Regions from separate parts of the Homo sapiens genome. Here region 1 is linked to region 2. A link is a contact called in ENCODE Hi-C data. All regions are on one chromosome and are shown on one strand. The core of a region is the stretch at or near the end of the contact, and the rest is flanking DNA. Distances in the headings are between cores, read along the strand shown.

Region 1 (6,362 bases), core at 2,497-4,996, 350 kb before region 2:
GTCCCACCACTTACAAGCACGAATGATTTTGAGAAAGACCTCTGTGTGCCTTACTTTCCTCATCTGTAAAATATGGGATCACAATATATACCTCACTGGAGGTTGTCATAAGGATTAAAGAAGGTAATACACACAAGGTGCTTAGAAAAGTGTTGGCGATAGTCAGTGTAAATCATTGCATCCCTAAAGATATGATGATCAGGAAGCCTTTGAATTCTTCGGCCTTCTTGTTCACTCTGTCATATCCTGGGCCATGTTAGTTACTGCTTGAGATTATACCATGTCAAACGATTTCTAATTCAGGCATCCCACTCTCTGCCCGAAATCTTTTTTTTTTTTTTTTTTTTTTATTTTAAGAGACAGGCTTTTACTGTCACCCGGGCTGGAGTGCAGTGGTGCAATCTCGGCTCACTGCAGCCTTGACCTCCCAGGCTCAGGTGATCCTCCTGCCTCAGCTTTTCAAGTAGCTACTACAGGCACAAGCCACCACACCCAGGTAATTTTTAAACTTTTTGTAGAGATGACGTCTATGTTGCCCAGGCTGGTCTCAAACTCCTCAGCTCAAGTGATCCTCCCACCTGGGCCTCACAAAGTGTTTGGATTATAGTCATGCACCACCACACCTGGCCCTCACAGTGTGATCCACGGGCCAGAGAGGCTGGCGTGACAGGAACTTGTTAGAAATGCAGAATCTGAGGCCTCAGCCCAGACCTGCTGAATCAGAATCTGCGTTTTTACTAAAATCCCCAGGTGATTCACATTAGCATTACAGTTGGAGAAGCACTCATAGCTAGTTCCCTTATTCAGGTACTACCACTACCCTGTTTATTGCCCCCTGACACTGCCAGGTCATTCTCCATCAGCACTAACCTATCTTCATCCAACTGAACCTCCACTGAAATCATTCCTCCATGTGTTAATGTCCTTAGCCTTCGTGTTCCTTGTCCTTTTATTACTCCCACAGAGTAAAACTTCAATCTTGGCTGAACTTACCTAGCCGCCTATTCCATGCTTGCAGTGGTAGCTGCCAAGCACAGCTGGAGAACTGATCTTACCCAGCAACCTGATTCCGTTCCCTTCATCTGGGAAGATGACTTTCCCTCCTACTTCACAGAGAAAACAGAAATTATCAGAATGGTATCACTTACCATTCCACTCCAAACCTCCACACCTGCCTGCATCTGCAGCTGTACCCACCCCCTCCTCTTCCTCTCCTTCTGAAGTGCTGGAGATAAATGCCCGTCCCTTCGTGTGGGCTCTGGGTTACATCCCACCTGTCTTTGCAGGAACCTTAAGCAACTAAATATCCTTTCTCTTCCATCTCTAAATATCCAAACATAGAGATGTTTAGACCTAGAGCTATATGCCTGGATCCTACACACCTCTTGCAGGTCCCCTCTAACTGTCTCTACCCTTTGAGCCCAACTTCTCAAAAAAGGTACCCATACTCAGTGTCTTCATATTCCTGCCTCCAATTCACTCATCTAGTGTTCAAAATTGGCTTCTGTCCCCACAACTCCACTTAAATTTCTCCTGCTTGAGGTGCCAATCTTGATTGCTAAATCCAACCTCACGGCTGCTAAATCCATGCACTTCCTAACCAGATTTCTCCTTAGCACTGGGCATGGCCCTTCATGCTTGATGTTCTCGTTTCCATACATTTTCAACTGGCCTCTGTGGTTATTCCTAGTCACATGTCCAATCCCCATTCCCTGCTACCATTCATTCTCTCTCATGACTTCAGTCCATCCCAGATGACTCCCAACTTTATGCACAGCCCAGATCTCCCCTCCGATCATCAGATCTATTGATCTAACTTCACTTGTATGTACTCCAACCCTTAAATTCAGCATGTCAACAACTAAACCATGATCTTTCTTTCAAAATCTGCCCTTCCCACAATAGGTCTGGCTCAGGAACAAGGATGGTCATCCATATGGTTTCCAAAGCCAGAAATCCAAGCATTGTCCCCTTCTCTTCCTATCTTAGTCATTCTCCAAGTTCAATGCAGTCTACCTCCCTAAATACCTCTTACATCCATTCACTTCTCTCCATCTCTACTACTATGATACTATTCCAAGCCACCACCCTCTTGCTCCTGGACCACTTGCAATAGCCTTCTAACAGATCCACTCCTGCCCCCTCAAATCACCTGCTCATATAGGATCTGAACGTGATCTTTTAAGAACCCAAACATTATTATGTCCCTTCTCTGCTTAAGCTCTTCAGTGGCTCTGCACCACTACACTGGCCCCTGCCTCCACCTCCAGCCTCACTTCAACCCAGCCACACTGGCCTTCTGTTGCTCTCCCAAGAGGAGGGCTCCTGCCCCACCTCTGCTTTAGGAGCTATCCCTTCCCCCTCTTGCTTTACCTTCACCTGGCTCATGCCTACTCATTCTTCAGGTAAAGGACTTCCCTAAGAAAGTCCAGACTACACCAGGTCTCCCTATTATATACTCCCACCGTATTTGCACATTTTCTTATGAATACTTATCACAGTTTTAATTAACAGTGGGATTACATATTTAATATCTACCAGCCCCATTAGACTGCAAGGTGCCTGGGAGCAGGGACCACATCTGTCCTATTCAAAGCTCTATTTCTCAGTGCCCAGTACATTCCTGGCACAAAATAGGTGTTCAAATATCTGTTGAGTGAATGAATGCAACAGGTTTTACTGCTCCTTCTCACCCTATTTCCACCTCTGAAAATTCAGGATTTTAGAAGGCAAAAAGTTGCTACGGTCTGTGAATCTGATAATAATTCTGTCCTGCCTGTTTTATCCTGCTGCCTACCACATAATTGACACATCCTTCCTGTTTAATAGCCATATCCTATAAGGGAAGTACCTAAAAATCTGTTGTTTGCAGCTTACCCACTTAAAACAGATCTACTAGCTAATTCCCAACTCACCTGCCAAAAGGAAAAGAAATAGAACAATAAAAAGATAGCCTAGTAGAGGAAAGGCATAGAAGTGTCAAGTGCTGACACCCCTGCCTTTTGCCTACTGTGTTCAAAGAACTTCCTCATTCACAAATTCATTACAGAAAGACAGAGTTTCAGTTCCAGAATTCTGCAGCTCTTACGATCTGGGAATGTCATTTCTAACAATGGATGTAGGGTAAGCAAAATCCACTTTAATAAAGGATTTCAGGTATCTGATGTCTTTCTGGATCTTGATTTTGCCCTTGATTGTGCCAACAGGACTACAGGGTTAAATCCACAAAACTAAATAATCAATAAAGGATGGGTCAGGGTACTGATGAGGCAGACCTTATATGAGGTATACAAATCACCATATATTATTTTAGTGGCAATGAATAAAAAATCTCAAACATAAGGCAGCCCATCTTCTAAAGCCAGGGCATATAGAAAGGGCATGCTCAAGGGAGCAAAGCTATTTTTAAAAATAGAGAATATTTTCTTTCTCGAAGCTCAGGTAAATGAGATCAGCTAGTGTTTCACTCAGGGAACACAGAAACATCACTGATTTACTAAAATAACTCCATTCAGCACTTTGACAAATGTCTCAAAGTTTCAAGATAAACTGAAAGTTCAGGCAGAGCTTTTTAAGCCAAACCCAGTCTTCACAACAGGAGGAAGTGAAACGTTGACGGGTTTAGTCATAAACACTGCTGCTGCTACACCTTTTAATGTAGAAATTAGCAACCCAGGATCTCTGCACAGCTGTGCCTCCTCCGCCGTGCCTCAGTGGGAACCAACAAACAAAAAGTGACTCCTCTGTCTTTACTGCTACAGATCCCTTTCCAAGCTTTCCTTTCCCCTGCACTTTGCCAGAAACAGGCCGGGTGCCCCAGTTTGGCATTAACCACTTCCTAGTGTGAAGCAGGGAACACTGCACCTCTATTTTTTTTTTTTTTTTTAAGACGAAGTCTCACTCTGTCACCCAGGCTGGAGTGCAGTGGTAAGATCTCGGCTCGCTGCAACCTCTGCCTCCCGGGTTCAAGCGATTCTTGTGAATCAGCCTCCTCAGTAGCTGGGACTACAGGTGTGTGCCACCATGCCTGGCTAATTTTTGTATTTTTAGTAGAGATGGGTTTTACCATGTTGGCCAGGCTGGTCTCAAACTCCCGACCTCAGGTGATCCGCCCACCTCATCCTCCCAAAGTGCTGGGATTATAGGCATGAGCCACCGCGCCCAGCCTCTATTATGTTTAAAGCTCATCACCTCCCCTCCCAAGGCAGCAAACTCCAGGTGGGTCCTTCATCCACTGTCCCTACCCCGTTCAAACAAACATATACCCAAAGCAGCCCTGCTGCAAAACCCATAAGATCCCTTCTTGCCTCCATTGAGAATGCTGGCATGGTGACAAAGGACTGGCCAGCCAGCAAAGGGACCAGCCAACATGGGAAGCCCCAACTTCCCTCTCTCAGAAGCTGTCCACAGACAACTCCCTGAAGCCCTGGTTCAAACTCCCTTCTATGTGGCTCCTCAAGTGCAGGCAGGAGAGAAATGGAGGCCCCTTGTTGAGCCAGGCAGAAAGCAGAGCCTAAAACCAGAGTAATCTTAGAAGTGGAGGGGAGGCAGGGTTACACCAGAGGATGTGTCTTCCTGACTCTCTATCTCTTGCTAAAATGAATTTCAATTAGATTAGCACTCTTTGTTTACAAACACTGTCATTAAATATTTGAGTAATTCTTTCAACCAATAATTACTGACTGCCTACCTTGTGGTAGGCACCAAGGATAAAAAGACATAAAGCTCTGCCTTCAAGCAGCTTATATTTCATTCAAAGGAGATTATACAGGAATAAATAAGTAAAACATATGGCATATCTATGGTGATAAGTGCTATGGAGAAAAATGTAGTACAAAAAGAGAATAGAGCGTGCTTAATGCCTGGGGGTTATGGAGAGGAGTGGTGGGTTAGGTGGGTGGCATTTTTAAATAGCTTGGTGTGACGTAATTATGAAGTGAGGTTGAGAAAGATCTAAAGGCAGTAAGAGAAAGAACCATATGGCTATCTGGGATAAGCATGGTCCAGACAGAGGGAATAGCAAACGCAAAGGCCCTGAGGCAAGAATATGCCTGCAGCAATTGAAAAATAAAGAAGAGCCTTGGCTTGAAGGGAGTAAGCGCAGGGGAGGTCAGAGGGGTGATAAGGTGGGGGTGAGGTGAGCCAGGAGGTCTGTGAGGCTTTATTGGCTGTTGTCCACACTGTTCTGACTGATAATTGCCCTGAAGGCCAATCTCTGACTGCCATGTTGGGTGAGAGAAGGAGAGTGGAAGCAGGGAGCTCAGGCAGGGGCCAACGGCAATAGCTTGTGAGAGATGGTGATGGTTAAGCCACAGAGGTTAGCAGGAGTGCTGAGAGGTGGTCAGACCAGATATACACTGATGATGGAGCCCATTGGTTTTGCTGAGGAAGTGAAATTGGAATATAAGAGAAAACTAGTTATTTTGCTAAGGTAACAGTTTGGTTTACACCCATGAAATAATTACATAGCAATTCAATTTAAGTGACTCCTGGATTGGTCTAGGTACTGTGTTACCTAGATGAAGTTTTTTGTTTTGTTTTTAAAAAAAAAAAAAAAAAACTCTTTATGGAAGAAATGCAACTTGAGAGGAAACAGCTGGTTCCAGAATTTTCCAAGTGTTATTCTGAAGATTATCAAATTATGTTTGTCCTCAGTAGGGGAAAAAATGATCTTCTGGAGTTGTGCTTTCCTGCTCAACCACCACCTTCATGCTCTAATAATTTCAAATGTATATTGTAAATATAATACCTATAATATATAACCTGAGATTCTATTTAAATTCTAAAACACAATTTTGGGAAAAGGGAGAATGGGAATATCCTTTCACCTTTTCTCTGTTCCCCTAGAATAGTGTTCTCTCACAGAACTTTCTGGAAATGTTCTGTATCTGCACATTCAGATACAGGAGCCACCAGCCACGATGTAGCTACTAAGCACTCGAAGTGTGACTAGTGTGACTAAATTTTTTATTTAATTTAAATTAATATAGCAATTATGGCTAGTGGCTATCATACTGGACCATACAGCTCTAGAAGAAGAAAAAATCACTACACAGTAAAACATTCATGAATCAGACATTACACTTTACTCTTAAAATTGAATTATAAAGTAAGTACAAAATAGATTGGCAAAATCAGAAAGCACATGTTCTTCTTTTTTATTATGCCCTAGAGTTACCTAATTCTCCTATTCCCTACATATATTCTTTGAAAAGAAACAGTAGCTGGCTTGGTCTTAGCAGTTTTTAAACACATTTTCTTGGTTTTTGCATGCAATTCCAATATCTTACAGGCCGTCATTCTAACACTGTCATTCAAAATGGGATTTTCTTCCTTGACGCGTATTCAACGCTAACATTCTA
Region 2 (6,716 bases), core at 529-3,028:
CTCAGATGCTCAATCCCTGATATAAACTAGTGTAGTATTTGCATGTAACCTGCGCACAACCTACCATATACTTTAAATATCTCTTGATTGCTAATAATACCTAATACATATAAATGCTGTGTCCTTATACTGTATTGCTTTTCAATTTGTATTATTTTTATTGTGGTTTTATTATTTTTTATTTTTTCAAACCTTTTTTTTTTTTTTTTTTTTTGAGACGGAGTCTCACTCTTCCGCCCAGCCGGACTGCAGTGGTGCGATCTCGGCTCACTGCAAGCTCCGCCTCCCGGGTTCATGCCTTTCTCCTGCCTCAGCCTCCCGAGTAGCTGGGACTACAGGCGCCCGCCACCGCGCTCAGCTAATTTTTTGTATTTTTAGTAGAGATGGGGTTTCACCGTATTAGCCAGGATGGTCTCGATTTCCTGACCTCATTATCCGCCCACCTCGGCCTCCCAAAGTGCTGGGATTACAGGCGTGAGCCACCACGCCCAGCCTTTTCAAATATTTTTAACTGAGGTTGGTTGAATCCTAGTATGCAGAAGTCACAGATATGGAGGGCCACCTGTATTGTGTATCTTCTACATTCTCCATTGGATTTTAAGCTCCCAGGATAAAGGGTATCATTCATCTTTGTATGCCCAGTGCCTACTACATTTTTAAAAAGTGAATTGAATTAACCTCATAAGGAAGAAACCTTTAGACTTCTTGGACAATTTTCCTCAAGTAGGCTGGACACTCTCATGAGTCAAGGTGCCTTGGCAGAGATGTCAAGGAGAAAAGACCCCTTATTGTTCCTTTCTTTATCTCCCTTCAATTGCTTCCTCCTCCATCCTAAAAATGTATAAGAATAGATGTTACTCTAATCAGATGTCCCTTTGGGAACAAGCTGCATGAAACTTTTGAGAATCTCTGGTTTCATAGCACAAGTTTTAAAAGATGGTCTTTGTTATGCTGGTTGCTCACACATAAAATACAATGTTTAAAACATTGGTGAAAAACACATATATTTTATAACTGGGAAGTCTGGTTTGCAATGGTTTGTGAATATGGAAAGAGCCCTGAGCTATGAGTCAGAACTATTAATAATGCCTTAGGAACTAACTAGCTTTGTGGCTGTTGACAAGACATTTCTCCTCCTGAGGCTCTGTTCCCTCTACCATGAAACGAAGGTATGGGGCAGTGATGTCTGAGGTCTCATTGGCTCTGAAGTTCTGGGAGATTCTGATTTCATGGTTTACTTATAGGTAAAAAGAAGAGAAGCTGCCTTCGGGTGGTGGAGTCTTTAACCCACTTCTCTTCTGCCGAGACTGAAAAGGATCCAAATCTCATGGCATTAAGGTCAAAGAAAAAGTGACTTTTTAAAACTAAGTATAATAAGGAAATATTTCTCCTCTACATCTAGATATTTCTCCAGAGGGAGCTCACCACAAAAGTTAAACAGATCACTACTTTAAAAATGTTTTTCTGTTTAAATCAGGGCTGTTCCGTTGGGGCTGATTTAATCAAGAGAGAAAACAGACCTCTCTCTTGTCTCTACTCTGACTCATAAAGGCAACTCTGCTCCACTGATGTCAATTGGTCACTATTTGCATAATAAGTTATTCTAAAAGTTAAAATATCAGGCCCTTAATCACAGAAGAAAGGAAGACTTTTCAGTGAGGCCTTCCAGTGATTGCAGATTTAGAGGGCTCTTGGGACAGCCACTGGGTGGCTAAATTAGTAAGTTGACACCTAGTTACTGTTGATAGGAACAGGAAGCAGGGAAATTCTGCGCAGAAGAGGGCAGTTCCCTGGGTAGGTCCCCACTCTCAAGCTGAAACTCTTGATACTGCAGCCCAAAGTGAGAACTTACATCCCTGCTTTCCTGCTCAAATGTTGCCCTTTCCAAAACCACCCATAACCCACCCTGCCCCTCATTCTGTGCCCATAAAAACCCCAGGCTTGGCCAGCAGAGAAAGGAGAAGCAGCTGGACAACGAGGACTATGGTTGGAAGTTGGAGAGAAGCAGCTTGACTTCAGAGGGACAGCTTGATGGCATAGCTTCAGAGAGGAGTCTGACTGGGGATAGCCAGACTTCAGGGGAAGATTACCTTCCTGCTCCATCCCCTCTTTGGCTCCCCTTCCTGCTGAGAGCCACGTTCATTGGCAATAAAGTCCCCTGCATTTACCATCTTCAACTTGTTTGTGCAACCTCGTTCCTCCTGGATGCCGGACAAGAACTTGGGTGCCATGAGTGTGGTTGCAAAAGGCTATCGTGCTGATGCTCCACTGAGCTATTAACACTTAAGCTGTCTGCAGATGGCAAAGCTAAAAGGGCACTGTAACACTCCTTCTGGGCCTTCAGAGGTCGCAGGCGCCAGATGCTGCCTCGGGACCTGCACAGAGTTTTGCTCCTGCTAGTGCCTAAAAGCACTTGCCCCACCTCCTGCACCTGCTCACCTGTGTGCTCCCCATCCCATGAGTGAGTGGAATTCACCCCTGCTGGTGCTGAAGTGGCTGGCTAGTTCCAGCACCCCTGCACTCCAGTTTCCGCCCATTAAGGGGTCAGGGAAATATCATAGTTATTTCTGTATCTGTTTCTCCAGGCAGTGTCTAGATTTCTATCTTCTGAAGCTTAAACTCAATGCATAGGAACTTTCTTTTATGCCTAGGTGATGAGCCACTCAAACTAGACTCCTGGGTGTTGTAAATCAAAAATAAAATTCTAAGCCCCCTAACCATCTGAACAGAACCCTCCTCTTAGCCAAGGGCATTCCAAAGTTAACCTGAAAAACTAGTTCAGGCCATGATGGGAAGGGGGTGTCAGACCTGCCTCATTAAACTCTCCTCCCTTTTGGAATTCAGGAAAAGCTGACCAGCATTAACATCAACACAGACCTTAAAGCTGATAAGAAACATTTACAATCTATTCTCTGCTACCCAGAGGCTTCATCTGTATGATAAAATTATGGTCTCCACAACTTTTCATCATAACCCAGACATTTCTTTTCTATTGATCCCAGGTCTTTAGATAAACTCAATTGTCAACCACAAAAATTTTAAATCTACCTGTAACCTGGAAGCTCCACCCCAACTTTGAGTTGTCCTGCCTTTCTGGACTGAACCATTGTATAGCTTCAATGTATTAGATTGATGTCTCATGTCTCCCTAAAATGTATAAAACCAAGCTGTGCCTTGACCACCTGGGGCACATGTTCTCAGGATCTCCTGAGGGCTGTGTCATAGGACATGATCATTCATATTTGGCTCAGAACACATATCTTCGAATATTTTACAGAGTTTGATTCTTTTCATCAACAAGTAGGAGGCAGAATCAGGTGGGTCAGTTGTTGGTTTGAATGTGGGACATAAGGGCTAGGAAGCAAGGAGTAGCACCTAGGGCACTGTCTTGAGCAACTGGGTAGAAGGTCATCAAGACAGGAAATGCTGGTGAAGCCAGTTTGGGAGGGAGAAAGAGAAGGAAGGAGAGAGGGCAGTAATGGGCTGTGTCTGACTAGAAGAGAACAGATAAGATGCAGACACTGTCCTCTCTTCTAGCCTCATAGCTTTTTCTTTCATACTCCAAAATTGTCTGCCTTGATTCCACAAAAACTGTCTCCCAAAAGTGTTCTAAGCCTTAAAAATGCCTTGAAATCTTATCGGAGCAGCAGTGGAAAGCACATTGTATTGAGGTTTGGGGAGAAGGTGTGGTACAACTTGGTCCTGATCTACCAACCTGCTGTGCCAACTTGGAGGTGTCTCCTAATCTGAGGGTCAGTTTCATTTTCTGTAAAATGAGACATTTGGATATGAGGTTGTCTAGGGTAATTCTCTAATAGTTGTCCAATTTTCTAATTCTTTATTATTCAATAATTGCCTTTGTCAAAGTTACATGGTATATGTTTTAAAAATAGAATGTTATGAATGAATGGTTACACTGCAATGTTTATTTGCTTAATTTGAAGAGTTAGTATAGGTTGTGGTTAAATATTTGGGCTCTAGAGCCAGACTACCTCAATTCAAATCTCATCTCAGCCACTTGCTGGGCGTGTGACCATGGCAAGTTACTAAACTTCTCTGTGCCTCAGTTGCCCTATCTGCAAAATGGTCACGGGATTATTATATGACAATCATATGAATTAACACATGTGAAGTACTCTATGTGTTGGATTATTATTTAGAGTATTGTTTAACCTTCACTTTTTTATATGTAAAATAGGATTGCTAATAACTCCTCATGAATAAGAATGTAGGGGAAATAAAGTGAAACCACATGTCTATTAAAAGCATGCAACACACAGCCTATCTCTCCATAAGTGCTCAATAAATGTGTGTAGACAACCAGATAGCCACAGCTAGAACCTGACCCCTACTTCCATTTCAATTTCCAAAGAGCAAACTGAGACCTCATGTTCTTTTTGTATGTATTTGCCACAGAAGAGAAATAAATCAGGTGCTGTGCTATCGTTTTCCTCCTGGTGCTTGATAAGCTTTTATGTTAAAATAATGCCAAGTTTTCCTTGTTGACTTTCTATAAAAGTCACACAACGTACTTTGGCTCAGCAGTTGCCATTCTCCACTGAGTAACTGAAGGTCTGTTTCTCCCCAGGATGGTTTTAAAGTAGAAACAGACATGCTGATGCTTTTTCTCCTGAGTCTAACATCTAGCTTCCATTTATTAAAAATGAGTTGAAGGAAAAATGAAGAAAGGATCACATAATTATGTCTTTTTCCCCATATTCTCTTAAACACATTGCTCCTTGCAGACTGTACATGCTTCCACCGTGAAATTCTGCGATTTATGAAAATTTAATAGCAACACGAGCCCAAGAAAGAGTAAAAATTGATATTGTACACTTAACACAAATGAAACTGTTCCTTGGGAGAATAACACCCCGCAAGGCTATTTATTCCAGGCATTTATGAGTGTGTACCTGATAAAAGAAAATATAAAGCATGAAGAGTCAGGAAACGGAGCCCTACGTAGGAGCCATGGATCTTCAGCATTGTCAACCTGACCGGAAAGAACAACAAAAGATGGTGGCAAGTCCTCCACTTCTTGTTCCATACACCCACCCGCTAGTCTTTCTATGATTATAATGAGGAAACTGGCAAGATCTGTATTTAAATTCACAAGAGCAGAGAAAATGCAAACTTTTCAACTGCCTCTCATTTTAGACCTAACTGTACTTTCCGCCCCCTCTGGCCTGCTGTTCTCTCTCATCTGCTATTGTAAATTATGTACATCAGAAACGTTGGTGACTCATGCAGCAGAGGCTTTAGGAAATGTGTGGCTTAATGAGGAGGAAAGAAGGTCTGACGCTGATTGCAAAAAAAAAAAAAAAAAGCACTTGATTTTTTTGTATCACATTCTCCACATTCAAGTTCATTGCTTGCACAGAATTTCAAGCGCCATATAATAAAAGAAGGTGATAGAGGGAACATAGTCACAGTACCGTGACAGCTTCTGGAAGATTTCTCTCATCTCGAATTTGCCTCCTTGGCAGCTATCTGATTTGATTTATGTTAAATGCCGTATAGAACAGAAAAGTGTTGCAATTAACAATTGTAAAAACCAAGAAGAGAGGAGACTGTTAGAACAATATCCATTTCTAGGTCTCCCAAATATAGTTTTCTTTTCTTTTCCAACTTTTATTTTAGATTCAGGGGGTACGTGTGCAGGATTGTTACCTAGGTATATTGTGTGATGCTGATGTTTGGGGTATGATGATCCTGCCACCCAGGTACTGAGTGTAGTAACAACGGTTGGTTTTTCAAACCTTGCCCTCATCCCTCCCTCCCTGCTCTAGTAGTCCGCAGTGTCTATTGTTCCCATCATTATGTCTGTAAGTACCCATTGTTTAGCTCCCACTTATAAGTGAGAACACACAGTCTTTGGATTTCTGTTCCTGCATTAATTTGCTTAGGATAATGGCCTCCAGTGGCATCCATGTTGCTGCAAAGGATATGATTTCACTTTTTGATGTCTATGTAGTATTTCGTGGTGTATATGTACCACATTTTCTTTATTCAATCCACAATTGATAGGCATCTAGGTGGCTCCATATATCTTTGCCATTGTGAATAGTGCTGTGATGAACATGTGAGTGTATGTGTCTTTTGGGTGGAACAAGTTGTTTTCTTTTCAGCATATGCAGAGTAATGGGATTGCCGGGTGGAATGGCAGCTCTGTGTTAAGTTTTTGAGAAATCTCCAAACTGCTTTCTACAGTAGCTGAACTAATTTACATTTCCACCAACTGTGTATAAGTGTTCCCTTTTCTCTGCAGCCTCACCAACATCTGTTGTTTTTTGACTTTTTAATAAGAGCCATGCTGACTGGTGTGAGATGATTTCTCATTGTGGCTTGTATTTGCATTTCTCTAATAATTAATGATGTGGAGCATTTTTTAATGTTTTTTGGCCACTTGTATGCCTTCTTTCGAGAAGTGTCTGTTCATGTCTTTTGCCCATTTTAAAGGGGTTAATTTTTAATGGGTTATTATTATTATTTGCATGTTCAATTGTTTAAGTTCCTTATAGATTCTGGATATTAGACCTTTGTTGGATACATAGTTGCAAATATTTTCTCCTATTTTGTAGGTTGTCTGTTTACTCTGTTGATAGGTTCTTCTGCTGTGTGTGCAGAAGCTCTTAAATTTAATTAGGTCCCACTTGTCATTTTTTTTGTTGTGCTTGCTTTTGAGGACTTAGTCATAAATTCTTTTCCAAAGTCGA

The links. Hi-C counts contacts between places; a loop is a spot of excess contacts on that map. Pooled maps may share reads with other maps.
Region 1: a pooled map shows a loop between it and region 2 (2.8-fold over the local background). The contact joins two enhancer-like sites. A Hi-C loop is called at or near these places in 3 of 37 single-sample maps with no recorded cell type and 2 of 50 pooled maps.

The regions. Positions count from the first base shown.
Region 1 is chr6:25,402,280-25,408,641 of GRCh38, reverse strand. All of the region lies in intron 2 of CARMIL1 (capping protein regulator and myosin 1 linker 1), which reads right to left. All of the region lies in intron 1 of LOC124901281 (a long non-coding RNA gene), which reads left to right. Among named protein-coding and RNA genes, the nearest start is that of CARMIL1, 130 kb to the right of the region's middle. RefSeq lists an enhancer at 3,685-3,894. Within about 2 kb of position 3,746, at least 10 of the 41 ENCODE cell types and tissues checked have a DNase peak (open chromatin) inside an H3K27ac peak, as active enhancers do.
Region 2 is chr6:25,049,078-25,055,793 of GRCh38, reverse strand. No RefSeq gene overlaps it. Among named protein-coding and RNA genes, the nearest start is that of RIPOR2, 120 kb to the right of the region's middle. RefSeq lists an enhancer at 1,519-1,688. Within about 2 kb of position 1,778, at least 6 of the 41 ENCODE cell types and tissues checked have a DNase peak (open chromatin) inside an H3K27ac peak, as active enhancers do.